Regions from separate parts of the Homo sapiens genome. Here region 2 is linked to region 1. A link is a loop called in an ENCODE intact Hi-C map of the cell type or tissue named here. Cell type or tissue: IMR-90. All regions are shown on one strand. Links, peaks and the distances in the headings refer to the core of each region. The heading gives the core; the rest is flanking DNA.

Region 1 (12,825 bases), core at 1,590-9,589:
TACCCCTTTTGTGTTTCTGAAACAGGAAATGCAAAGAAAGTATACAGGTTCCAGGACCTCCTAATACCAAAATCCAAGGATGCATAAGTCCCTTTATATAAAATGGCATAGTATTTGCATATAACCTATGCACTCCTCCCACATATTTTAAAATCATCTCTAGATTACTTATAATACCTAATATTATATAAATGCCACATAAACAGTTGTTACACTATTTATTTTTTTCTTTATTTGAGACAGGGTCTCACTCTGTCACGTGGGCTGGAGTGCAGTAGTGCAGTGCTTGGTGAAGCCTTGACCTCCTCAGGTCAAACAATCCTTGTGCCTCAGCCTCCCAAGGAGCTTGGACTACAGGCACACGACAATGCACCCAGATGATTTTTTTTTTTTTTTGTATTTTTTGTAGAGGTAGGGTCTCACTTTGTTGCCCAGGCTGGTCTAGAACTCCTGGCTTCAAGCAGTCCTCCCACCTAGGCCTCTCAAAGTGCTGAGATTACGGGCATGAGCCACATGCCTGGCCCGTATTATTTTTTAGTAAAATCACTTTCCAAAATACTGCAATATGAGGAAACCTTTATTCCAAAAAGTCTACTCATAATAACTTATAAACATCTTTGGAAGTTAAAAATTAACCACATCAACCTGCTTAGCCCACATAACCCACATTAACCCACATCAACCTGCTTAGCCCACATAATCCACATTAACCCATATTGTGGTTTATGTTTTAAAAGGAGAAAAAACACTGAAACTACCATATGTCTTACCTTTTAGGCATACATGTTAAAATTTTGGCAGATGAAACATAATACTGATAGATGACGCTTCAAAATAATGCAGGGAAGAGTAGAAGTGGGTAGAGATTGTTAAATCAAGTTTAGTCTAAAGCAGTCTCCTTACATATTTGAAGTTCAGTCTAAAGGTTTCTCTGTACATAGTGAACTATAAATGTATCTAAATGGAGGTGTAAACAGACTGTAACCTACTTTTGTGCCAATCACCAAGTTTTGGCCAGTTAAAAGGGGCCAACTGTTCAAACCATGTTCAAATAAGGCAAATGCCGAGCTGTAACCAATCTGACTGTTTCTGTACCTCTGTCTATACATCTTCTTCCACCACCTGGCTGTGCTGGAGTCTCTCTGAACATACTGTGGCTCAGGAGGCTGCCCTATTCACGAATCATTCTTTGCTCAGTTGAACTCTTTAATTTGACTAAGGACTTTCTTTTAACAAGATATAAATTACACAAACGACCATAAATTATAATTGTTTTAAAATGCCACATGGGAGTTCAATATATTATTCTCTCTACTTTTACATATGTTTGAAAGTTTTATAAAAGAGAGCTTTTGTTTTTTTGTTGTTGTTTTTTCTGAGACAGTACAATCTCAGCTCACTGTGGCCTCCACCTCATGGACTAAAGAGATCCTCCCACCTCAGCCTCCCAAGCTGGGACTACGGTTGTGAACCACCATGCTTGCCTACTTTTTAAATTTTGTGTAGAGATGAGGTCTCACTGTATTGCCTAGGCTGGTCTTGAACTCCTAGTCTCAAGCAATCCTCCCTCCTCTGTCTTCCAAAGTGCTGGGATTACAGGTGTGAGCCACTGTGCCCAGCCAGAATTTTTGTTAAGTGTGTTATGATAAAACACATAATTAAAAACAAGTGATTTTTGATTTTCTGAAATCAGAAAACCTGGTTACCAACTAGATGAGTGGACAACATTCATTATTTTTCTACGCCTTAAATTTTCACATCTGTGAAAAAGGAGTTGGACTCATTAAATTCCAACGTTCCTGCTAGTTCCATTTTTTTTTTTTAACAATTCAACTGAATGACTTCCACACTTTGAATTTGGTTTAACAATTCTAACTAAAATCCAGAATGCATTCATAGCTAAATCTTATATAATTAACTGAAAATTGTTCATTACTGTTACCAAAATAACAATCTAGTACAGTACTTACCTCAGCTGGGCCTTCATTCCTATATAAATCCTATTTTGCTTACCCTGAAACACCTTTCCTTCAAGTATTACCTCTTAGACCCTTCATTCTCTATAGTTAACGTTGTCAAAGAAAATAGAGGCCACTAAGTATAATTTGTTCCAGTTTCCCTACCCCTAATGCAGCCCATCCTCATTTCTGCCTGTACTTCAAGTCCTTTCCACCTGAGGCTGCTTCAAGATCTCTCCACATCTCACACATCTCTTATATTTCTTATTCCCTTCCCCAACAACTCCCTACTTACTCTATCTAGGCTCAGTCGTTTGTTCCTTTTCTAACCAAGTCCTCAGGTCTCTTTTGCTCTGGCTTCTTCAGTTTAGCCTAGTCAACACCACCCTTCTTAACAAATAAAAAACAAACGAACAGCCTTCTTTCCACCCTACGTCTTCCTCAAGCTAACCTGTGATTCCTCCTTCCCATGACTACCAAATATTTAAATCAAAGCTCTAACTAGTCTAAATAGCTCAACTCCAACTCACTCCTTAGCTCATCATGATCTAGCTTCCAGCCTCCACCACCCTCAGTTTTCCCTTCTCACTGGCCCCCAAAGAGCAAATACAATGAATGGCTTATTGTAAGGTCTCATCATGCCTCTCCTCTCTGTAGCATTTGATACTGCAATTACTGCCCCTCCTTCAGGAAACTCTCCTCCCTAAGTTCTTATACACCATTTTCCTGCTAAGCTTCCTACAGACTCCCTCAGTACCATTTTCACCTCTTCTCCTAATATGATTTGGTTCCTCAGGGTTCTTTCCTCCCCTGCTCCTCTTTCCTTCTTATCCCTACAATCCCTCACCTATATTATCATCTTACTCTAGCCATTGCTTGAGCTATTAATCTTCACCACTGGATACGCTAGCCTAGAAGGGCCTGTGAGCAAAATCTAGACCCCCAACTGATTTCATAAATAAAGCTTTATTAGAATACAACCACACTCATTTGTTTGCCTACAGTCTATGGCTGCTTTTGCGCTCAAGACACAGGTGAATAGCTGCAATACAAGCAGAATGGCCCTCAAAGCCCTAATATTTAGGCTTTTAAAAAATATTATGGCTCTTTACAAAAAACTTGCCAACCTCTATTCTATAAGGTAAAATATGCCAAAAGATTAGTCCTAATAACTTTTTCTGCTTTTCAATCTCAGTGCCAACACTATAGTCAGGCCACCCATCTGAGACCTTGAGGGTTTTCTGTTACTCCCAAACTCCCCATCTGAGACCTTGAGGGTTTTCTGTTACTCCCAAACTCTCTTCTCATCTTCACCAATCCATCCCCTATGGTATAACCAAAGCAATGCTTCTAAATGCACAAATCTATTTCACTGTTTAAAATGTTCCCCAGCGAAAAGGTTTTTCACAATCTGGCTCTTGTCTGTCCTACCCAAATTTCAAATTACTCCACACCTGAATATTGAAAAATATTTCTTTTTTTTTTTTTTTTTTTAAGATGGAGTCTCACTCCATTGCCCAGGCTGGAGTGCAGTGGTGCAATCTCGGCTCACTGCAACCTCTGCCTCCCAGGTTCAAGCGATTCTCCTGCCTCAGCCTCTGAAGCAGCTGGGACTACAGGTGCACGCCACCACACCCGGCTAATTATTGTATTTTTAGTAGAGACAGCGTTTCACCATGTTGGCCAGGCTGGTCTCAAACTCCTGACCTCAGGTGATCCACCTGCCTCAACCTCCCAAAGTGCTGGGATTACAGGTGTAAGGCCACCGCGTCCAGCCAGAAATACTGTTACTTTAGTTCCCCAGAATCTATCACACTATCTCTTACTTCCAGGCTTGCCCAAGATTTACCATAAATACCTACACATTTTTCTACTTTCAGCTCAGGCACAATCACCTCCATGAAGCCTTCAGTGACTTACCCAGGCCAACTCAGGTGATTCTTTCCCCATGTGCCCGCTCCACTAGGTACACACTTCCATTACAGGAAATATTTACTTGCTTTCACATAATCTGCCTACTAGTCTATACATTCCTTGAGCAGGAACCCTGAGGTAGAGTAGGAAAATGGCTATTAAGGGCATGGAGTTTTAAAGTTGGAAATCTGGGACTCAGTGCCAGTTCTGCCCCTTCCTAACTGTATGTTCTTAACAAATTAAGAAGAAAATGAAGAAATGAAGAACTCATTTTCTTCCTCTGTATAATGTAAACTTTGTGAGGATTATTTAAGGTTATTCTTATAAACACAGTGCCTTACACATAGTTAAGTGCTCAACAATTACTGGTTATCATTATTTTCATTGTTTTATCCCTCACACTCAGTAAAGAATTCGAATAGCTGCTGAGTGACATAACTGAAGCAAGCTAGTTCTGCACTGTTTTCAGCTGCATACTGAATATTTTCATCTGAACAACACTTGGATCCCGAGAACTCATTATTTTTATGCCCAAACTGTTTCAATTAGAGCAATCAACTTGTTAAGGTTTGTCCAGGACTTTCTCTGTTTGAACACTGAAAGTCCTGTATACTGGGAACTACCTCAGTTCCAGGCAAACCAAGACAGTTGATCACCTTAGAGTTATGTTGCAAACAACAGCAACTGACTTGGGTAAATTTAAGAAGAAATAAAGGGAAGAGTGAATTTATTGGTAGAATGTATAGAGTAATTCACAAAACCAAGACAAAGCTGAAGAATCAAGCCTACGAAAGCAACTCCCACATATCTAGCCGGCAGGAATTAACGGATGGTTACCTTCACAGTACTTCTGTCAAGATGAATCAATTAGGTCTCAGTATCAGCTCACTCAAGATTTAAATGCCAGGGACAAATTAGCCTAATTTGTGTTAGCCAGAAAAATGTGAGGCACATTAATTAATCAGAGGCAGGAGCACCTACATTAAAAATCCCACCATAAGATAGCCAATGGCAGAAAAGTAGCTTCCAAAGGCCAAATCAGAAGGTTGTTTCCAAAAGCAGGGGGAATGGATACAATGCCCCTCATATCAGCTGCAGCTTAAACATGCCAAGCCTTTAGACTCCATGACACAGTCACTGTTATTCATACTATTTTTCTTTCTGAGTTGGCAAACTCATCCTTCAAGACCTACCTCAAGTATGACCTTCTGTGTAACCTTACTAATTTCCCCAGGTACAATCACACTTTTTCTATACTCTTATAGTACTTTACAAATTATCTACCTGTATCATAGAACTTACCACACTGTACACTAGCCATATGCTTAAGTATCAGTCTCTCCCACTAAACTGAACTTCCTTAGATCAGGGAATATTTTCATATTTATAATCTTTGGCACCTAATGATGTCTACATAGCATGTAGAAAATACTAAATAGGCTGCGCGCGGTGGCTCATGCCTGTAATCCCAGCACTTTGGGAGGCTGAGGTAGGTGAATCACTTGAGCCTAAGAGTTTGAGACCAGCTTGGACAACACGGCGAAACCCTGTCTCTACAAAAAATAAAAAAATTAGCTGGGCGTGGTGGCGTGCACCTGTCCAGCTACTTGAGAGGATCACTCGAGCCTGGGAAGTTAAGGATGCAGTGAGCCGTGATTGTGCCACTGTACTCCAGCCTGGGTGACAGAGCAAGACCCTGTCTCAAAGAAAAAAAAAAAGCTAAATAAATGTTTAATAAATCTGTTTCCCAAGTCACTAGAATATGTAAAGCATCAAATAAAAAGAAACATAGGGGCTACCACAAGTAAATATGCTGACAGTATCAAAAGAAAGCTGATAGACCAAAAGCAAGGGAAGGACAAGCCAAAAAAATTAAGAAGAGCAAAAACTCCACAAGCGTAAAAATCAAGAAGAAAATTCTGTTAATTTAACAACCTGAAGGCATCACTTATGTAAAAGCAAAACCCAATATCCATATGCATAATGGTGATTCTCAAGAACCAAGAAAACAACTAAATTATATTCTATTTAAGGCAAGTGTCAAAATAAAGTAAAATCTAGTATGTATACAACCTCCCTAACCCAGAAAACCAAGAATGATTAATTCCAAGTAAATATAGTCATGATTTATTTTACCATATTTTAACTGCTGATGTTGGCTATGCTGTAAGAAAATTTTTCTTAACAGCAAAACTGCAAGAAAGGATAGCTACATCCTCCTTATACTTTTAATATTCCTTCACCTCCACTTGAAAATGAGAATACAGTCCTCCCTCTGTATCCTCGGGGGGGTTGGCTCCAGATGCTCCCTCCCCCGAAGATACTAAAATCTGCAGATGCTCAAATCTCTTCTATAAAATGGCACAGTACAGTCAGCCCTACGAATCCACAGGTTACAAAGGGCCAGCTGTACAGCCAAACCGTATGCTAACTAAACAAAAGGTCAACTGAGGAGTGGTGTCAGTCATAGAAAGAAAATCCTACTGACTCTGAAGTTAGAAGTTCTAGATATACACTTTGTAACTCCTTTACTGGATACCAAGAAGTTACTTTTTTTTCCACTTCTTGAAATGTCATCAATTTCATGTCCCATTTCCCCCAAATAACTAAAATTCACTTCACAAACTGTTAAGTAACTTTCACATTGATGGCATTAAACTATTTGTTCTTTATCACCTGAACCCTACGATCATTCTTATTATCATTACTGAGATATATTCTAAGGTACACACTACCACCAACTGAAGTTTAAATAAATTAATAGAAGCTTAACTTGAAGCTAATCAAGACTTTAAATCAAACTTCCAGTTTAGACTGGGCTCAGTGGCTCATGGCTATAATCCCAGCATTTTGGGAGATTGAGGAGGGAGGACTGCTTGAGGACAGGAGTTCAAGACCAGCCTGGGCAACACAGCAAGACCCCATCGCTACAAAAAGTAAATAAGCTGGACATGGTAGTGTGCACCTGTAGTCCTAGCTACTCAAGACGCTGAGGCAGGAGGATCGCTTGAGCCATGATCGTGTCACTGCACTCCAGCCCAGGTAACAGCAAGATTCTGTCTCAAAAATAATGTTTAAAAATTTTTTTTTAAAAAAACTTCCAGATTACAAAAAATCTGAAGGGTGGTAAAAAAACAAATAAGAGGAACCAGTTAAGCACCACCAGAAGGAAACAGACAAACCCAGTAATTAGGACAGTCTATTAGGCTAAATATGAAATTGCCAATACTTGGCTGTTGTTACAAACCTGGAAAAAAGCAATTTCATATAGTGCAATTTAATAAAAGAAAACTGACCCGAACAAATTAGTGGCATTTTTAAATGGTTGGGAGACAACAGACTAAAGTTGGAAACAATCCAAGTATTCATCTATAGATGAATGGGTAAACAAAATGTGGTATATACATACAATAGAATGTTACTTAGCCATACAAATTAGCCTTAATCACTAATTCATTCACTATGTATATACCTTAATCTCCCAGAACTTTACCTGTCATAATAAAAAGCTTGGAGTTGATTTGGGAAGCAGTAGGAAAAGGCACTAAAAGAGTAAACATTTCAGTTCAAAAATACACATGGGAAAAATTATTGTGTCTGCGGTGCCTACGATGTATTTATTCAAGGAATATTTTAGTGCTTGCTTGGTTCTAGCCACTGTACTAAGTGGTAGGCAATGAAGATACATAGTCTGTGCCCTCAAAAAGCTCACAATCTAGTAGGAAAAATAAAATCTAATTAAAATACATTATCATAATTGCAACGAGAAAGATACACTCAGACTTCTTCCAGGAGCAAAGAATGGTACCTACCCAGAGTTGAGTATTTAAAAGTGGTAGGAATTAGCCAGGCAACAGGAGGCAGAGAAGGATATTCCAGTCAGCAAGATGGCCCTGAGAATAGAAATAGCACTGGCGAGGAGGGGCAGGCGGGATTCCAGATTATGTATAAGCATATAAGAAGTTCAGTGTTGCTAGGGCTTAAGGGGGTGGGGGAGGAAGGCTGAATCTGGAGAAATAATCAGGCATCAGGCTCACTGAAAAATCTCATAAACTAAAGGAAGAAAACCACTTTGGAGATAGTTTTTAAACAGGAAGGTGACAGGTAATAAGGCCTAAAGTAGGCTGGAGGCAGCAGAATATAGAGGCAGGGCCAAAATCCAGAGACAGCACAGAGATTCGAGCTACATAACTGGCATCTGACTGAATGTGGAAGAGGAGAAGTCCAAGAAGCCTCTCAAGTTTCAAATTCAGGTCACAGTGAGGGTGATGATGCCATAAACAGAAAAAAGAAAAAACAAAGGCAGAACATGGCTTTAAACACTTTGAGCTTGAGAAGCTAAAAAGATGCTCATGTGAATAATTTCCAGCAGATGATTTTATGAAATTTAAGTCCCCGCACATTGAAATGATGATTAAAGCCAAGGGAGTTGCTGATATGAGCAAGAAAAACAGTCTACAGATAAAAGAATCGTAGACAGAATCCCAAGCCATGCCTACTACATTCAAAGGGTAGGAAGAAGACTTACCAAAGCTGACTGAAAAAGAGTACTCCAAGAGAACCAGGAAGCAGTATATGCCCCATTAGTGAATTCATGAAAAAAAAAAAGTTTGTTTGCTATATGGCATATAGATTCCTGAAACACTTTACACTCTCCAAACTTAGGAAGAAGAGGGAAATGCACAGGATGGATGGTCGTTAAGCACCTTTAGACACTGCATATGGTTAAACAGAGCCAAGAGGCAGAACATGGGTGCATGGCCAATATGCATACTCCTGGGCTTGATCCGTTCAACTGTTTCTGTACTTTATGTTCAACTGTTGTTATTTAAGAGTGCTAAACATTAATGTGATACTAAAAATCACATATGAACCAATATGAACTTTGCCTTAACATTTTTTTATTAACCATTCAAGTATGAGCGAGTTCATGTTACAGAAATACATTATAGGAGAACAGGCTGTTCAAGGAGGGCTAGGCAACAGTATCAATGCCATGGAGTCAACACCAAAAGAAAATTAATGTCTTAGAATAATACTGAACCTTTCATTCCCAAATGTAGACTTTTTTCAGGTATATCATCTAGTCTCTCTTCTCATTAAGTTTCATGTTTCAAGTTACATCCAAGGTATCTATTCTCACTGAGCTTCTCAACAGAGCCCAAATACTTTAATAGCTATACAAACACAGAATTTGTTGTACATCACAGCAATTTATCCCAAATAGGTGAAGGAAAATTCACCTAGGAAAACACTAGAGAGGAGGAAAAGAATAGGGACTGATAGTACCAAGTATACTGTAAGTCAGGAAAGGCTCATGGAGAACTTTTAAAGTTTTTTTTTGTTTTTGGTTTTTAACTAGAATGACATGGTGTGGCAGAATTGTAATCTTGGTGTTCCAGAGATATATGAAGGAGTCTCACTGAAGAGATAGGTTGCCAGAGTGAACCCCAACTCAACAGATAGTCAAAAGAAGGCACACAGAACAGCATATACAAAGGCATGAAGAAGAAACTACTGGTTACTCAAGCATCTCCAGTACTTTATCACAGCTGGCACAAAGGAGATATAAGGAAAAGTGCAAGGTGAGGTAAAAAAGGTAAGGTCTTACAACTATGTGTGGCATGCTAAGGACTTTTATCCTGAAGTCAATGGGAAGGATCATAAACAGGAAAGTAACACAGAAAGATATGAGAAAGATCAATCCACAAGATACACTGGGGAGAGAAGATACTGAACACAGAAGAGCTAGGTACACTATTATACTTGTTCAGGCAACAAAGATAAGGGTCTAAACTAGGGGCAGAGGAAGTAAGGTTGGTAACAGGTACAAACATGAGGGTTCTTCAGATAACTAATACAAAGAAGGGTGAAGGAGGGGAAGAGAAGGGAGTCAAGGATAGAATCTTAAACTTGGACAATCAGATAGTGCCACTTAGCACTGGAGGTTCCAGAGACAGAAGCAAGTCTGGTAGAGCTAACTGAATTTTGCAGGTGAGAAAATATATATTAGCCCTGGTATCAGAAACTAAAGCATAAAGCTTAAGTGTTAAGCCCAAAGATACGGATTATCATTTTTTGGTAAAACCAACCAACTGGCTCCTTGCTGATAAGAAGGAAACTTTGCAAGAGTAAAAAGATAAAAAGGCAAATAAATCTAATAGTAAAGTTCATCAAAAATTTGCAAGGTTTTAAAGTATAGAAATAGCAATTTCTGTGATATAGTCGATATTTCTTCAATATTTTCCCCATTCACTAACTTTCAGGCGTGGTTTGTACATGTCAAGTCTTAGACTCCCTTCGGTGGAGTACAGCACAGTAAGCAAGAGTTCTAGCTTTAGCATCAAGCTTTATTTGTTTGTTTTTGAGACAGAGTTTCACTCTGTCGCCCAGACTTGAGTGCAGTGGCATGACCACAGCTCATTGTAACCTCTGCCTCCCCGGTTCAAGTGATTCTCTCGCCTCAGCCTCCCTTGTAGCTGGGATTACAGGCATGAGCCACCAGGACCGGCTAATTTTTGTATTTTTTTTTTTTTTTTGAGACGGAGTTTCGCTCTGTCGCCCAGGCTGGAGTGCAGTGGTGCGATCTTGACTCACTGCAAGCTCCGCCTCCCGGGTTCACGCCATTCTCCTGCCTCAGCCTCCCGTGTAGCTGGGACTACAGGCACGCGCCACCATGCCCGGCTAATTTTTGTATTTTTAGTAGAGACGGGGTTTCACCATGTTGGCCAGGCTGGTCTCGAACTCCTGACCTCGGGTGATCCACCTGCCTCGGCCTCCCAAAGTGCTGGGATTACAGGCGTTAGCCATTGCGCCCAGCCGCTTAGCATAAAGCTTTGATATATTGTAAGTCCAGGCTTTGCCACTTAACACCCGATGGAAGACTTAAGGCCACTTACTTAAGGGTTGTAGGCCTCAAGTTGCCTCAGCAGTAAATGGGGATAATAATAGTACTTACTTGATATAGGACTGTTGTGAAGATTAAATAGATAATCTATATAAAGTACTTAGCACTGATATACTGTAAACAATAAATGTTAAGGTTTTTAAAATAATTAATTACTGTTACTAATGAAAATGTCACACCCTTGAGGTATACAGCAGCAAGAAAATGAGTTGACCTGGATTGCAGTTACCTGAGCATTTGTTTTGTAATTATTCATTAAACAGAACATTTCTGTTTTGCACACTTTTCTATAAGTTATCTTTGAAAACAGGAAAAGTTTTTAAGAATCAATGCCTTACATGAAAAGGTCTAGCATTAAAATGCACATTCCAGGACCGGGCATGGTGACTCATGCCCCTAATCCCAACACTTTTAGAGGCCAAGGCAGGAGGATAACTTGAGCTAGCAGTTTGAAACCAGCCTGGGCAACATGGCAAAACCCCGTCTCTACAAAAAACACAAAAATTAGCCAGGTGTGGTGGCATGTGCCTGTAGTCCCAGCTACTCAAGAGGCTGAGATGGAAGGACGGCTTGAGCCTGGGAGGAGGCGAAGGTTATAGTGAGCCGAGATTGGGCCACTGCACTCCACCCTTGGCGACAGAGCCAGACCCTCTTTTTTTTTTTTTTTTTTTTTAAAAAAAAAAAGCACATTCCAGAACAAATAAAAGGAAATGTTTCCCTTTCAATATGTACTTCCTAGTTTTTGCTACAAAATGCATCCCCTACCCAAGCTCCAAATTTCTATCAGTGATGATAATTACTCCCTCCCTTCCTCCATTTATAAACCTCAGAATAACCTTTACTCCCTTTCTCTTCAGTGATCTTTATAAAGAGAATTTGAAGGAGGAGGAAGAGGGAGGAAGAACAGCATCATCAAATCCTCATTCCAGGTTGTAGCCATTCCCAGTCTCAATTTTTTGGAAAACTCTTCTTTGCAGATCAGACAACAGCGCTATTTCTCCAAAATGAATTCTAGGTATTACTGCCCTGTCACCCTTTCCATTGCTCTAATCATGTTACATCTCCTCTTTGCTCTGGAATAAATTCCTTCACATCTCCCTATTAAGAAAAAGCTTCCAAGCAACTCTTTGCCACAAGATATTCTTGCATCAACACAGGCCACCTGGAAGTCTCCTCTCTTTAATATAATCACTCTTCTTTTTTACCTGGATATTTATTCACCAGTTAACATGCCCCTTTTAAGTTTGGTACATATTTCCTATAAGATTCACTAACCTCATTTTTTTTTTCCTCTCCAAAGATCTCTTAAAGTCTCTCTCGATTGAATGACAAAGAAATTTTCTTCCTCAACCCTCTCTCTACTCAAATCCCCTGGCATAACTCTATCCTTTTATTTTCTTTAACAAGTATGGATCTTATTCTTGCACCTAACATCTTGTGTATCAGCTGCTTCTATAATTTATAACATGTTTTAGTTTTTGTCTATCCTATATGTGAAAAAATAGGCATCATAGCTTATCAAAGTGCATCTCACTGTTTTGGAACAGCCTGATAACCACAACTACTCAGTTACAGAGCTAAGTTGTACTGTTTCTAATGGACAAGACTAAGCATGGTTATCTACTCTTAGATATGCCTAAATCCCCAATAAAGGCCCTTCATCAGATTTGACCCCAGTTTACCCTTTAGTCTCTCTCTCTCCTACATTTCTCTCAGGACTCTTCAATTACTGCTCCCTCTAGTCTGGAATGCCCCTTTCTTCCACCAGCCTTCTCCCGCCCTTTGCCTGGCCACCTTTCTTTCATCCTTCACAATCAGCTCACTCCCATTCATCCATTAGAAATCAACCAGAGTATCTTCCCTTTCTGCTCACCTCCAAGTAGTTTTTTTGGCATGCATTTTCGGAATACTATACTGTAACAATTGTTGTTCTGCATTGTAATTATCACCCCCACTGGACTGTAAACTCCCTGAAGTACAGACTGCATCTTATTCCTTATCCCCAAGACCTAACATTGATAGATACCCAATAGACAATTAGTGAAT
Region 2 (12,825 bases), core at 2,876-10,875, 71 kb before region 1:
AATTTGCTGTCATGCACTGTGACTTCAAGAGAAGTATTAGTGTTTCCTAAAATGCAATGTCAGGCCAGGCGCAGTGGCTCATGCCTGTAATCCCAGCACTTTGGGACGCTGAGGCAGGTGGATCACTTGAGGTCAGGAGTTCGAGACCAGCCTGGCCAACATGGTGAAACCTCGTCTCTATTAAAAACACAAAAATCCACTGGGTGTGGTGGTGTGCGCCTGTAATCCCGGCTACCTGGGAGGCTGAGGTGTGAGAATTGCTTGAACTCGGGAGGCAGAGGTTGCAATGAGCTGAGATTGTGCCACTGCACTCCAGCCTGGGCGACAGAGCAAGATTCTGTCTCCAAAAAAAAAAAAAAAAGCTATGTTGTCAATCTCTAGAAGGCTATACAGTGACTTTCACAACCTGATTTTGCAAAGTATGGACTACTGTCTTCTGGAAAATCCTCTTGGAATGCAAATATAGTGAATAAAGAAAAGCAACATACTGTGATCATTTAAAAACAACGTATCCTAGTAATTTTCTGTCTAGTAAGTTGACTTTAAAGAACTTATGTTTCAGAGTTCCAGTGCTCAAATACTCTTCTTCCATCAATCCACTCTTACCTCCACATTCCTCTATTATTTCAGCTATTGTGCTTGCTTCATCACCGGCCATTATCAGAATGTTTTTTAGACCATCTAGAACCACCTGAACCACTTGAGAATCTTTCACTGACAGTAAATTACAGAACGGTGGTATTACATTCTGCTGTACAAGGTACTCAACCTAGACAACAAAAGAGAAGAAATATTTTTATTTATATAATTATCTATTTCCCAGTAGGGTGTCGTGCTACATGGAAGGCTGAGGCAGGAGGCTATCTTGAGCCCAGGAGTTGGAGGCTGTAGTGCGTTATGGTCATGCCTGTGAATAGCAACTGCACTCTAGCCTGGGCAACATAGTGAGACTCCATCTCTTAAAATAATAATAATTATCTTTTCCCCAAAAAGAACACAATACAGTCAGCAACTACGAAACATAAGAGAGCAGCATGCTTTCCAGTATTAACAATCATGACAGTTACAGGTTTTCAAACTCACCTGATCTTTTCTGCCACTTATTGTTAAGTTGCTGATTGCCCAAGCAGCTTCTTTTTGTGTTCCAAAGTCCCCCTGAAGGTTAAAAATGAGATCATAAAATGGACTCTTTATCCAAAAAGTCTTGGTTATTAACAGATTAACAGACACGGTGAACTCATAATATGACCAACCTTAGCAAGCTGATGAATTATCATAGGAATTAATCCAGCATCTATTACAGCTTGAACTTGTTGCTGGTTGCCTGCTGTTATGTTGGAAAGGAACCACACTGCTTCCTATAATTGAACAAAATATAGGGCACCTTTATTTGAAAAATAATACCTTTAATGTCTTTCTAATATATTTTATATAGACAATAACAAAATCACCTGAATTACGTTAAAGAGACTGCACCTAAAAAGTGATTAGGTATACAAAATCTTCCATTTTAAACAAGTTATAAGGAAATTTCCATTAATTATATTTGGGCTCCAATAACCTGGCATTTATCCATTCATTAATATATAGGCCTACTATAAGCTAGGCATTATTCTAGGAAATGGTGATTTTATAGAAATGAACAAAACAGAAATCTTTATTCATGGAGCTTACATGTCTGTGCATTAGCTTCCTCTAAAAGACAGAAATAAATATACAACTGAATTTCTTTTTTCTTTTCTTTTTTTTTTTGAGACGGAGTCTTGCTCTGTCGCCCAGGTTGGAGTGCAGTGGCGTGATCTCGGCTCACTGCAAGCTCCGCCTCCCGGGTTCACGCCATTCTCCTGCCTCAGTCTCCCGAGTAGCTGGGACTACAGGCACCTGTCACCACGCCCAGCTAATTTTCTTCTATTTTTAGTAGAGACGGGGTTTCACCGTGTTAGCCAGGATGGTCTCGATCTCCTGACCTCGTGATCCACCCGCCTAGGCCTCCCAAAGTGCTGAGATTACAGGCATGAGCCACCGCGCCCAGCCACTATACAACTGAATTTCTAAAACTACTTAAAAACTACTTCTAATAAAGGTGATTTCTTTTTTAATTTTAAAAAATATTTACTCACAAGATATAGTCATTCAAGTATTCCATAAAAATTAACCATCTAACTAGTCTAGCATGGGTCTATATAACATAAATATTCTAAAACTAAGGGATTTATAAGTCATAAACACGTCTGTGAGCTGTTTACAGGTTAGTATCACATGTGTATCTTCCTCTTCCACAAATGAATTTGTTTTGCCATCCAACTGTGGTAAGTTGTTAATAATTGCTGAATCTGTGTTTAGAGTACATGGGTGTTCACTATACTATTCTTGCACATTTTTTGTAGATTTAAAAAGTTTCAAACAGAAATGCTGAGGGAAGAAAATCAAGTTGGTAACTTCTACTTCCAGGGTCCTATGATAGTCTCAAAATGCAAGTAACAAATTTTCAAGGCAAAAAATTTTTGAAGTAACTAATTGCTTGCTGAAGTTGAGATGGCATTTCTATGAAATTTTCCTCTACCCCCCACGATACCCTCACTTAAAAGCATACTACATCACAGGCCGGAACCTTTCTCTGCTGACTTCTGCCCAGCTTCCTCACTTCTCAGTTGTTTCCAATTATGGAATATATTCATTTAGCTAAAAAAAAAAAAATCACCTATATTGTTAAAAATTTCTTTAGTAAAAGTAACTGGCCCAGAGTCTGAAAGTCTCTGGCTTCTTTGTCTTCACTGGAACAAATGTATCTATAAAATGTGTTTTTTGACACCATACTTTTCTATAAGAACCCAACAGTCAAATTATACTCAAGCAACTATACAAATATAGTTATGATGACGAAGAAGAAATGATCAGTTCTGCTGGGTTTGGGTGATGGTAGTATATTAGGCAGATAAAACTTTAGTAAACTAAATGTAAATTTATTTCTTTTTCTTTTTTCCTTTTTTTTTTTTTTTGAGACAGAGTCTTGCTCTGTCGCCCAGGCTGGAGTGCAGTGGCACAAACTTGGCTCACTGCAAACTCCACCTCCTGGGTTCATGCCATTCTCCTGCCTCAGCCTCCTGAGTAGTTGGGACTACAGGCGTCTGCTACCACACCCGGCTAATTTTTTGTAATTTTAGTAGAGACGGGGTTTCACTGTGTTAGCCAGGATGGTCTCAATCTCCTGACCTCGTGATCTGCCCGCCTCGGCCTCCCAAAGTGCTGGGATTACAGGCATGAGCCACCATGCCTGGCCAACTAAACGTAAATTTAAACCACAATGAGACACCACTTCACATCTACTAGGATTGTCAGTAATTTTTTTTAACAGAAAATAAACGTTGGCTAGGATGTGGAGAAATTAGAATTCTAGTAACACTGCTGGTGGGAATGTAAAACAGTGCAGCTGCAATGGAAAACGGTTTGGTGGTTCCTCAAAAAGCTAAACCCAGAATTAACATATGATCGAGCAATTCTACTTGCAGTTATATATCCAAAGAAATTGAAAGCGGGAACTCAAATAGGTATTTGTATGCCAATGTTCACTGCAGCATTCTTCGTAATAGTGAAAAGGTGGAAACAACCGAAGTGTCCATCAACAGAAGAATGTAAAAACAAAATGTGGTGTATACATACAATGGAATATTTATTCAGCCATAGAAAGAATAAAGTTCTGACACATGCTGCAAAATGAATGAACCTTGAAAACATGCTAGATGAAATAAGCCAGGCATGAAGACTTATTACATACTAGTAAGTACATATTACACAATTAATAATAAACTTGTCTATGAAGCTTGAAATCTTAAAAAGAGTAATTTTTTATGATCCTTGAATTTAGGCACCTCGTCTTTGGGTCCAAACTAATTTTGCTGGGAGATCAAAATTTTTATGATCGGTTTGTTTAAAAAAATACCAGCCCATTCAAATGGCAGATTTTGTCTGCACTTTCAAGCGGCTACTAATTTAATGATTGTTGCTATGCTCAGTCTACTTAAATAGAAACACAGGTAGTCTAAAAATGTTTTTTACTCTGTGATGACCAGGGCAGCACCTACCAGAAGCGATTAAAAGTTGAAAAAGGCTGGGCGCGGTGGCTCACGCCTGTAATCTCAGCACTTTGTGGGGCTGAAGCAGGCGGATCACAAGGTCAGGAGTTCGAGACCAGCCTGGCCAATATGGTGAAACCCCATCTCTACTAAAAATACAAAAATTAGCTGGGCGTGGTGGCGGGCACCTGTAGTCCCAGCTTCTCGGGAGGCTGAGGCAGGAGAATCGCTTGAACCCAGGAGGCAGAGGTTGCAGTGAGCCGAGATCGTGCCACTGCACTCCAGCCTAGGCAACAGACAGACTCTGTCTCAAAAAAAAAAAAAAAAAAGTTGAAGAAAAACATTTGCAGAGGTGATTTAAAATAATTCTCATCTTCGCTGCAGTGGCTTTTAAGAAAAACATACAAGTAGCAATAGAAACAAGGAGACAGTTAAAAATGAGACACAGAAAGAAATAGCATAATGAGGACATTATATGCCTTACCTTATTTATCTTCTCTTTTGGGTGTGATAAGAGATTTGGGAAGTGTGACAGGACATCACAATTGAGAACAACCTGGGTCTGCTCGTCGGTGCCAGTCACTATGTTGCCAACTGCTCTGAGGGCTGCTGTCTAGGGTGGGGATAAAATGTTTTCTATAAATTTATTTGCTTATAAGACTAATTCTATATTTTTCATAATCCTGAGAAAAAGTAAAAATGCAAGGCATAAATAACACTTATTTCATCCTTTCACAAAGCACCAAGCAGTCTGAGAGCTATTCTGAATTTTAAATAGTCTCTTGTGAAAAACTGAAACTTTATGAAAAAAAAAAATTGTGTGAAAATTGGTTGGAAAAAGATTCAAAAAATAAAAGGAAATTAAAATTTTAGAAGAAGTCCAGTTTCTTAAGGCTGGGCATGGTGGCTCATGCCTATAATCCCAGCATTTTGGGAGGCCGAGGCGGGGGGGATCACCTGAGGTCAGGAGTTTAAGACCAGCCTGGGCAACATAGTGAAACTCCATCTCTACTAGAAATACAAAAATTAGCTGGTGTGATGGTGCATGCCTGTAATCCCAGCTACTCTGAAGGCTGAGGCAGGAGAATCACTTGAACCTGAGAGGCAGAGGCTGCGGTGAGCAGAGATCGCGCCACCATACTCCAGCTTGGGCGACAGAACAAGACTCCATCTCAAAAATATATATAATATTTTAATAAACGCCTGGAATGGGCACACACTTCCACCTAGAAAGTCACTTTGGTAAAGCAGGATGAACAGATCTAATAAGTGCCTACCCCTAATTAGAGTGGGAGAGAGAAAGAAGAAATGCAATTAGGTTATTGCAATTATTTGGGGGAAAGATAGAGTCTTGAACTAAATCTGTTGTTCTAGATAGATAAGGAGAGACAGATTTGAACCTATATAAGAAGAATTGAAATGATTTTGTAATGGAATGGGAATTGCAAGGAGGAATCAAAATTTCTAGCTTAGGCCATGCTGTTCACTGAAGGTAGACAAGGAAGAAGAGCAGGTTTGTGGGAGATGATCGTTTCATTTCTGTCTAGTTAACCACGGAAAGCTTGAAGGAGTTCTTAGATGATATGTATAAAGGGTCAAGAACAATTGGCTATACAAGTGTGGAACTCAGCAAAGAAACTGGGTGAGATAAAGATTTGGAAATCAACAAAATCAGGCTCAGGGACTAGCAGAAGAAATGTGGAAGATAAGCACTTACAGATAGAATTAAAGCCTAGCTGTACAAGTTAACTGGTTATAGCAAACACAACTGTATACAAATAAGAAAAATTTAAAAATACTTACTTGAACTTTGACTTCCTGATGGCTCAGAAGGGGCACAAGAAAGGGCACAACTCCTGAATCAATAACCATCTGTATCTGTTCATTACCTCCATCTGTCAAGTATGACAGAGCCCAAACAGTGTCTACAAGAATCTACAGGAAACACAAAAGAAAAACCATTTTACATATTTGTTTGAATGCTTTACTTGTTCAACACACCTCAGGAGTAGTGACAGAAAAAGTAACCAAATTTCAAGTTTTAGCTTAGTGGCAAAAATATCTGCTTAGCTGATTAATCTATTAAGTAGAAAGTACCTTATCTTTCTTTCAGTGCCTACCTCAGATCATTCTTCACAGAAAATGAGACACAGAAGTCTGGGAAAACTTCTATTCCAACTTCTGCATTTATGTATCAGACAGATGAATTTAAAAACAGGCAGAAAAGTAATTCTCCCTGCCCTCACAAATTAGCTACCTAATAATCCCACAGAAAAACACTATTTACAAGAATGAGGCCAACACACCATACTGTTTCAAGTTCAGAAGAGAACAGAAAGGTCATCTATTTACTCTACTGGTTTTCCAACATATTTAGCAATACAATTTTTCAGGCTACTAAAGTAAACCAATAAAAGAAATGACTTGGCACTTTAACTTCATCTGGGGAAAAAACTGTTTGAAAATCTCCTGAAATGTGTCCCCAACTGAAGTATAAACCTGGAGTATAAACCATGCCCTAGGCCTATCCTAACTTTGCAACTACATAGAAGAAAACAGGCTTAGCGATCTGGTGATTCATTCAAGGTCAAAGATCTTGTATGTGGCATTGCTTGGTGTCGTCACAGAGGAATATAAGCACTGGTTGTAGCTTATGCAAAATCAAGATGTTTCCTATTAGGTCATCCAAATTGAAGACATCACATCTTTTTGCCCTAAAATAATAGCAGGCACCTGAATTCACATACCCTTCAAAAAAGGATATAGATGAATAAATAAAATAGAACTACACATATAACCCACACCCCTTCAGCATTACTAAGAGTCAGAGAACACTAAAAATTTCCATTATCTGTAAGAGGAGAAAAAATTAAATTCTAGCTTTTGTCTGGACCTCTTGCCTCAAGACTGTGTAAAAGAGAGGACAGAAGCTGGGCCTAAGAGCTGAGCCCACCTACCAGCCCATTTCCCACTCTGGAAGTGAGGAGGCCTCCCTGCTGGAGGTGTCTGCAGATGCTGGGTCTGAGAACAAAGTCTGGCTACTGCCCACCCTGGCAGTAACAGTAACTAGATTTACCTAGAAACAGGGGTCTCAAAGCATAACACCAATATGTGTAGGCTACAATGGAAAATAACCCTTCATACCAAGATCCAGGAAATTCTCAAAAGAGAAAAGACAGTCAACAGATGCCAATATTGAGATGACACACATATTGGAATTATCTGACAAGGACTTGATAAGATTTTAAAGTAACTATCATAAAAATGCACTGGTGAACAATTATGAACACATTTGAAACAAATTTAAAGTGGGAATTCTCAGCAAAAAAACCCGACATGATAGAAGGGGGAAAAAAAAATAAATGAACCCAAAGATACATCAATAGAAATCATCCAAACTGAATAACAGAAAAAAAAAAAGATTAAACAGAAATTAACTCTCAGGAACTTCCAGCACAATAACAATAGATCTAATATTTGTGTCTTCAGAGACCCTACAAGGAAAGGCGGAGCTGAAAAAAATATGAAGAAATATGTTCCAAATTTGGCAAAATAGATAAGTCTAGAATCAGATTAAAAAATGGGAGGTTGAGGCAAGAAGAGAAAATAGAATAAGCTCATGCATCATTGCACAGGTAAGAGACAGAAGTAAAAAAATATATCATTTAAAACTGTCAAAACAGATAGTAAGAGAGCATTAAAAAGGTGTAAGAATAAAGGTAACCACTAGAACAAAAATACAAACTTCCCCAAATACCAAAAGAAAATTGAGAAAGACAAAAGTATGCTTAGCAGAGAAAAAAAAAAACACAGGGACATTATTTCACAAAATGACAGTTCAAATCAATCTATCAACCTATGTGAATGGGCCTAACTAACCTATTAAAAAAAAAAAAAGATTTTCAAATTGGCCCTGGCTCTCAAAACAAAACCCAATTCCACGCTGTATACAAGAGACACACATAAAACAAAGAATTTGGAAAGGCTAAAAATAAAGGGATGAGCAAAAGTATGCCAAGTAAATGATAAAAAGAAAGCTGAGGTTGTAACCCTGTTAAAAGACGACCAGTAGAATTTAATCTAAAAAGAATTACAAAGAAAAAAGGATACTTTACAAAGTTAAATCCCACAATTTATCATGAAAATACAACAGTTATAAACATCTATTAACCAAATAGCCCTGCAATCACTGTTTTAAAGCAGAGAATAAACACACACACACACACACACACAAATATATGTAAAAACATACTAATAATAGGAGGTTTTAACATACTACTGTCATATGAGGGAAGTCAAATAGGCAAAAAATAAAGGTATAACTCTTATGAATATATATTGAACTTTATACCCTGATAATGGCAACTACAACTTGCACATGTACAAATATCATATTAGGTTCAAAGAAAACATCAATAAATTACCTAAGTCAGAAACATTATAAGCCTATCACAAGGCAAAAAACTTATACATTAATAAAATGAAAACCAAAAAGGCTTTTCTATATAGAAATTTAATAGCCTTATATTAAACAGCTCTTAGGTGAAACACACACACACACACACACACACACACACACACACACACAAAACAGAAAAACCCAACAACAAAATTTCTATTTTTCTTTTCTTTTTGAGACAGAGTCTCACTCTGTCACCCCGGCTGGGGTGTAGTAGCACAATCTTGGCTCTCTGCAATCTCTGCCTCCTAAGTTCAAGTGATTCTCCTGCCTCAGTGCCCCATGTAGCTGGGATTACAGGCGCGTGCCATCACAGTCAGCTAATTTTTGTGTTTTTAGTAGAAATGGGGTTTCACCATGTTGGCCAGGCTGGTCTCAAACTCCTGACCTCAGGTGATCCACCCGCCTCAGCCTCCCAAAGTGCTGGGATTACAGGCATGAGCCAAAACGCCTGGCCTAAACTCAACAAAATTTCTAAAAAGTTAAAACAAAAATGCCACACATCAGAATCTATGACATTTATTTAAAACAGTGATTAAAGGAAAATTCATAGCCTTAAAAATTTATACAAATTTGTCTGAACCCATAGAATGCACAACAGCAAGAGTGAGTGAACAACAGTGTAAACTACGGATTTTGGGTGATTATGATGAGTCAATGAAAAATACAAAAGTAATGAGATAAAGAATAGAAAAATCATAGATCTAACTAATAAACTGAAACCCTGGTTCTCTGAAAAAAACAAAAAACAAACAAAAAAACAACTAAGAAAAAGTCCTACCTAACTTAATTAGAAAAGAGCAGGGAGGGGGCACAAATACACAAAATCAGAAATGATAAAATAACCCTTAAAATAATAAATTAGAACAAAAAACTACCCTGCACACTTTAATGCAAGTAAACATAGATGCAATGAATAATTTACTAGAACAATAGTTTATAAAAACTGACCTTCTTTAGAAAGAGTGCTTAAACAAGCCAACTTCCATATCAAAAATAAAGAAAATTATCATGAAACTAACTCCACAAAAAAGTACCAAATCCCCAAAGGATTTAAGAGGGAAACTATCAAATCTTCAAAGGTCAGACAGACTTGATGCTATATAAATTGTTCCAGAGTACAGAAAATGAAGGAAGCATAACATTAACACCTCAACTTTAATAAAACAATAGAAGTATAAAACTTAATACATCATGATTATAGCACCATTAACTAATGGTATTAACATAATTAAATTTAATATTAATATTTGTAATTAATGTAAATTATTGCCTAATAAATTGAACAAAAGCTAAACTGCAAACCAATATCACTTACGTGAATGCTGATGTAAAAATCTGAAATAAAATATTATTAACAGAATCACATACTACATTGAGAAACTAACATATAATGATCAAGTGAGATGATTCAAAGAATGCAAGGATGGTTCAATTTTTAAAAATATCATTAATATAAGTTTTATTAATAGATTTAAGGAGAAAATAATAGAATTTTCTCTACAGACACTGAAAAATTCATTACATTTTTTCAGTGTCCTTGATAGAACACCCAAAAAAGGAATGTATAGATATTTCTCTAACATAAAACATCTATAGTTCAGACAAAATGTAGATACAATTAAAAAAAATTGATGAATTTGATTATATACAAAAAGTTCACATGGCAAAACATCATAGTCAAAGACAAAAGACAAACTAGGGAAGTATTTTAAGTATGGCAGAACTAATATCCTTAATATATAAAGAACTCTTAAAACCTAAGAAAAAGACCAAAAATCCTACAGAAAAACAGACATTAAATATGACTAGTCTGTTCGCAAAGATACAAATTAAAATGGCCCTTAAACAAATGAAATAATGTTCAACGTCATTCATAAAAAGTAAAATGCAAATTAAAACTGAGATACTGTTTCTCACCTATCAGATGAGCAAAAATTTTAAATGTGACAACACACTCTATTGGCAAGGATACTGAGAAAGTCACTTTCACTTTTGAATGCATACTGCATACACTACATAATAGATAAAGGAGTCGAAAAATGTCATTTAAAACTATCAAAACAGTAAAAAAGAAAAGATATAAGAATAAGGGCAACCACAATAAAGGCAACCACTAGAACAAGAATACAAACCTTCCCAGATACCAAGGCAAAATGGCACAACCCTTACAGCAGGGAATTTGGCAGTATGCAACGAAATTACAAATGCATTTACTCTTTGACCCAGCAATCCTGCTTCTAAGAATATACCCTGAAGATATACCTCCAATAATATGAAAACACACAATAGTCATTGGTATAATACTTTTACATTTGCAAAATTCAGGAAATGGCCTAAATGCCTATCCATAATAGTGTGTTTAAATAAACTGTGTCCACAAAACAGAATCCTGTGCAAAACAACATGATGCCTTAAGATGTTTCTCCATTACATGGTCACTACTATTAGCAGAAAACTATTTTTTTTTCTAACTAATATAATAATGAAATTGTAGACTGAGCTCAACTAATGGTTTTCAGTGGGGTCTCCATGACAATATCTCAAAGGCTGGGAGAAGATAAGCTACAGCTGGGTGTTAGGCACCCTGAAACTGCAAATACTTGTAGTCTCTAATTTTTTATTTTTAGAGATGAGGTCCCAGTATGTTGCCTAGGCTGGGCTTGAACTCCTGGGCTCAAGCGATTTTCTTGCCTTTGATCTATATTAGCCTTTGAGCTATCAACCTAAAAAAAAAATTTGACCATTTATTCTCTGGCTCCTTATCTACTACATAAAAAGGGTATGTAGTTCTTTAGACAAGACTATATGATCTAGAACCTATTAAATCTCTGCCTTATTTTTTCCCCACTATTTGTTCCACATTTTATGCTTCTATCACACTTTAATTTTATTTAATTATTTTTTTTTAACACAGCATCTCGCTCTGTTGCCCACGTGGGAGTGCAGTGGCGTGATCTCGGTTCATTGCAACCTCCACCTCCCCGACTCAAGCGATTCTCCTGCCCCAGCCTCCCAAGTAGCTGGGATTACAGGCACGCATCATGATGCCCAGCTAATTTTTGTATTTTTAGTAGAGACGGGGTTTTGCTATGTTGGCCAGGCTGGTCTCAACTCCTGACCTCAAGTGATCCACTGTCCTCAGCCTTCCAAAGTGCTAGGATTACAAATATGAGCCACCGTGCCCAGCCATCATCATACTACTTTTAAAAACTCCTTTGTTGGTTCTTCTTCCCTTGCTGCCATTCCTGAAACGCCAGGAATTCCTAAGTTACATTTTTAGCCCTCCTTCCGAAATACAGCCTCCTCCAGGTGATCTCATTCAATGCCCAGGTTTTCATCAATCCCTTAAATACTGACGAATCCAAAATCTGTATTGTCTTTTGCTTTTGGAAAATACCGCCACTGAGGAACAACAAGTTCCAAGTTCTACTCACTTTATTTCCTAACACTCAAAGTTTTTTCTCCCTTAACGATTCCTATTATTGCAATTTAGTAATAGTCCATGCCTTCATCAACTTCCCTAAACCTATTATGATAGCAAAATACATCTACCTACAGTCAAACTTTCCCTACTTCAAACCTTCCATATTTGTGTTATTTGTCTGTTACAGATAATTTTATCTGTATAAAACAAATATCATTTCTCGATTTAAAAAATCTACAATGACTCTGCAGTCATTACAAGATAAACTTAAAACTCTTTAATATAGAATCAAAAACTCATATAAAAAATTAGCAGGGAGTGGTGGCATGCACTGTAATCCCAGCTACTGGAGAGGCTGAGGCAGGAGAATTCCTTCAACTCGGGAGGCGGAGGTTGCAGTGAGCCTAGATCGCGCCACTGCACTCCAGCCTGGGTGACAGAGCAAGACTCCATCTCGGAAAAAAAAGAAAAAAAAAAAAAAAAGAATCAAAGACTCTGCAAATTAACTCCTTAGCGAACGTATTAGGTTATTATCTACATGTATTCTCTTAAACCTCCATGTATTCTTGAGTTCTTAATATCTTCCCCCGTGTTCTTGAAATGACTTTCTCTCAACCTGTGAAAATCCTATTCATCCTAGTTATATGACATGAGACAAATTACTTAAGTACCTCTGCTTCTTTTACAACGTTTGTAGATGATGGAGATAATGAGAGTACCAATCTCACAAGAATTTTGTAAGAATTAAATGGGTTAACATAGCAAAAGTGCTTAAAACAGTGCCTGGCAGATTTTAAACTCAATAAATGGTAACTATGAACACTATAATCTTTGACTCTGTCCCCACTTCTGTCTCCTTATAATGC

The links. A loop is a pair of places that touch in the nucleus more often than their neighbours do. Peaks named below come from ENCODE experiments on the same cell type or tissue, not always from the same donor. Only the 100,000 strongest peaks of a DNase experiment are listed, where the experiment ranks them.
Region 2: it touches region 1 in a loop (2.0-fold over the local background); 3 of 110 quality-filtered maps call a loop at or near these places.

Annotation. Positions count from the first base shown.
Region 1 is chr13:49,777,287-49,790,111 of GRCh38, forward strand. The region is part of intron 1 of KPNA3 (karyopherin subunit alpha 3); the gene reads right to left. Among named protein-coding and RNA genes, the nearest start is that of KPNA3, 9.0 kb to the right of the region's middle. In IMR-90, for the core only: no CTCF peak of the experiment used is centred there; no DNase peak of the experiment used is centred there; H3K27ac peaks cover 136 bases.
Region 2 is chr13:49,705,015-49,717,839 of GRCh38, forward strand. KPNA3 (karyopherin subunit alpha 3) reads right to left here. Exons shown (of 17, transcript NM_002267.4): 11 at 5,877-6,008; 12 at 4,558-4,686; 13 at 1,254-1,358; 14 at 1,084-1,155; 15 at 607-769. Among named protein-coding and RNA genes, the nearest start is that of EBPL, 20 kb to the left of the region's middle. In IMR-90, for the core only: no CTCF peak of the experiment used is centred there; a DNase peak (open chromatin) is centred at 6,687; H3K27ac peaks cover 265 bases.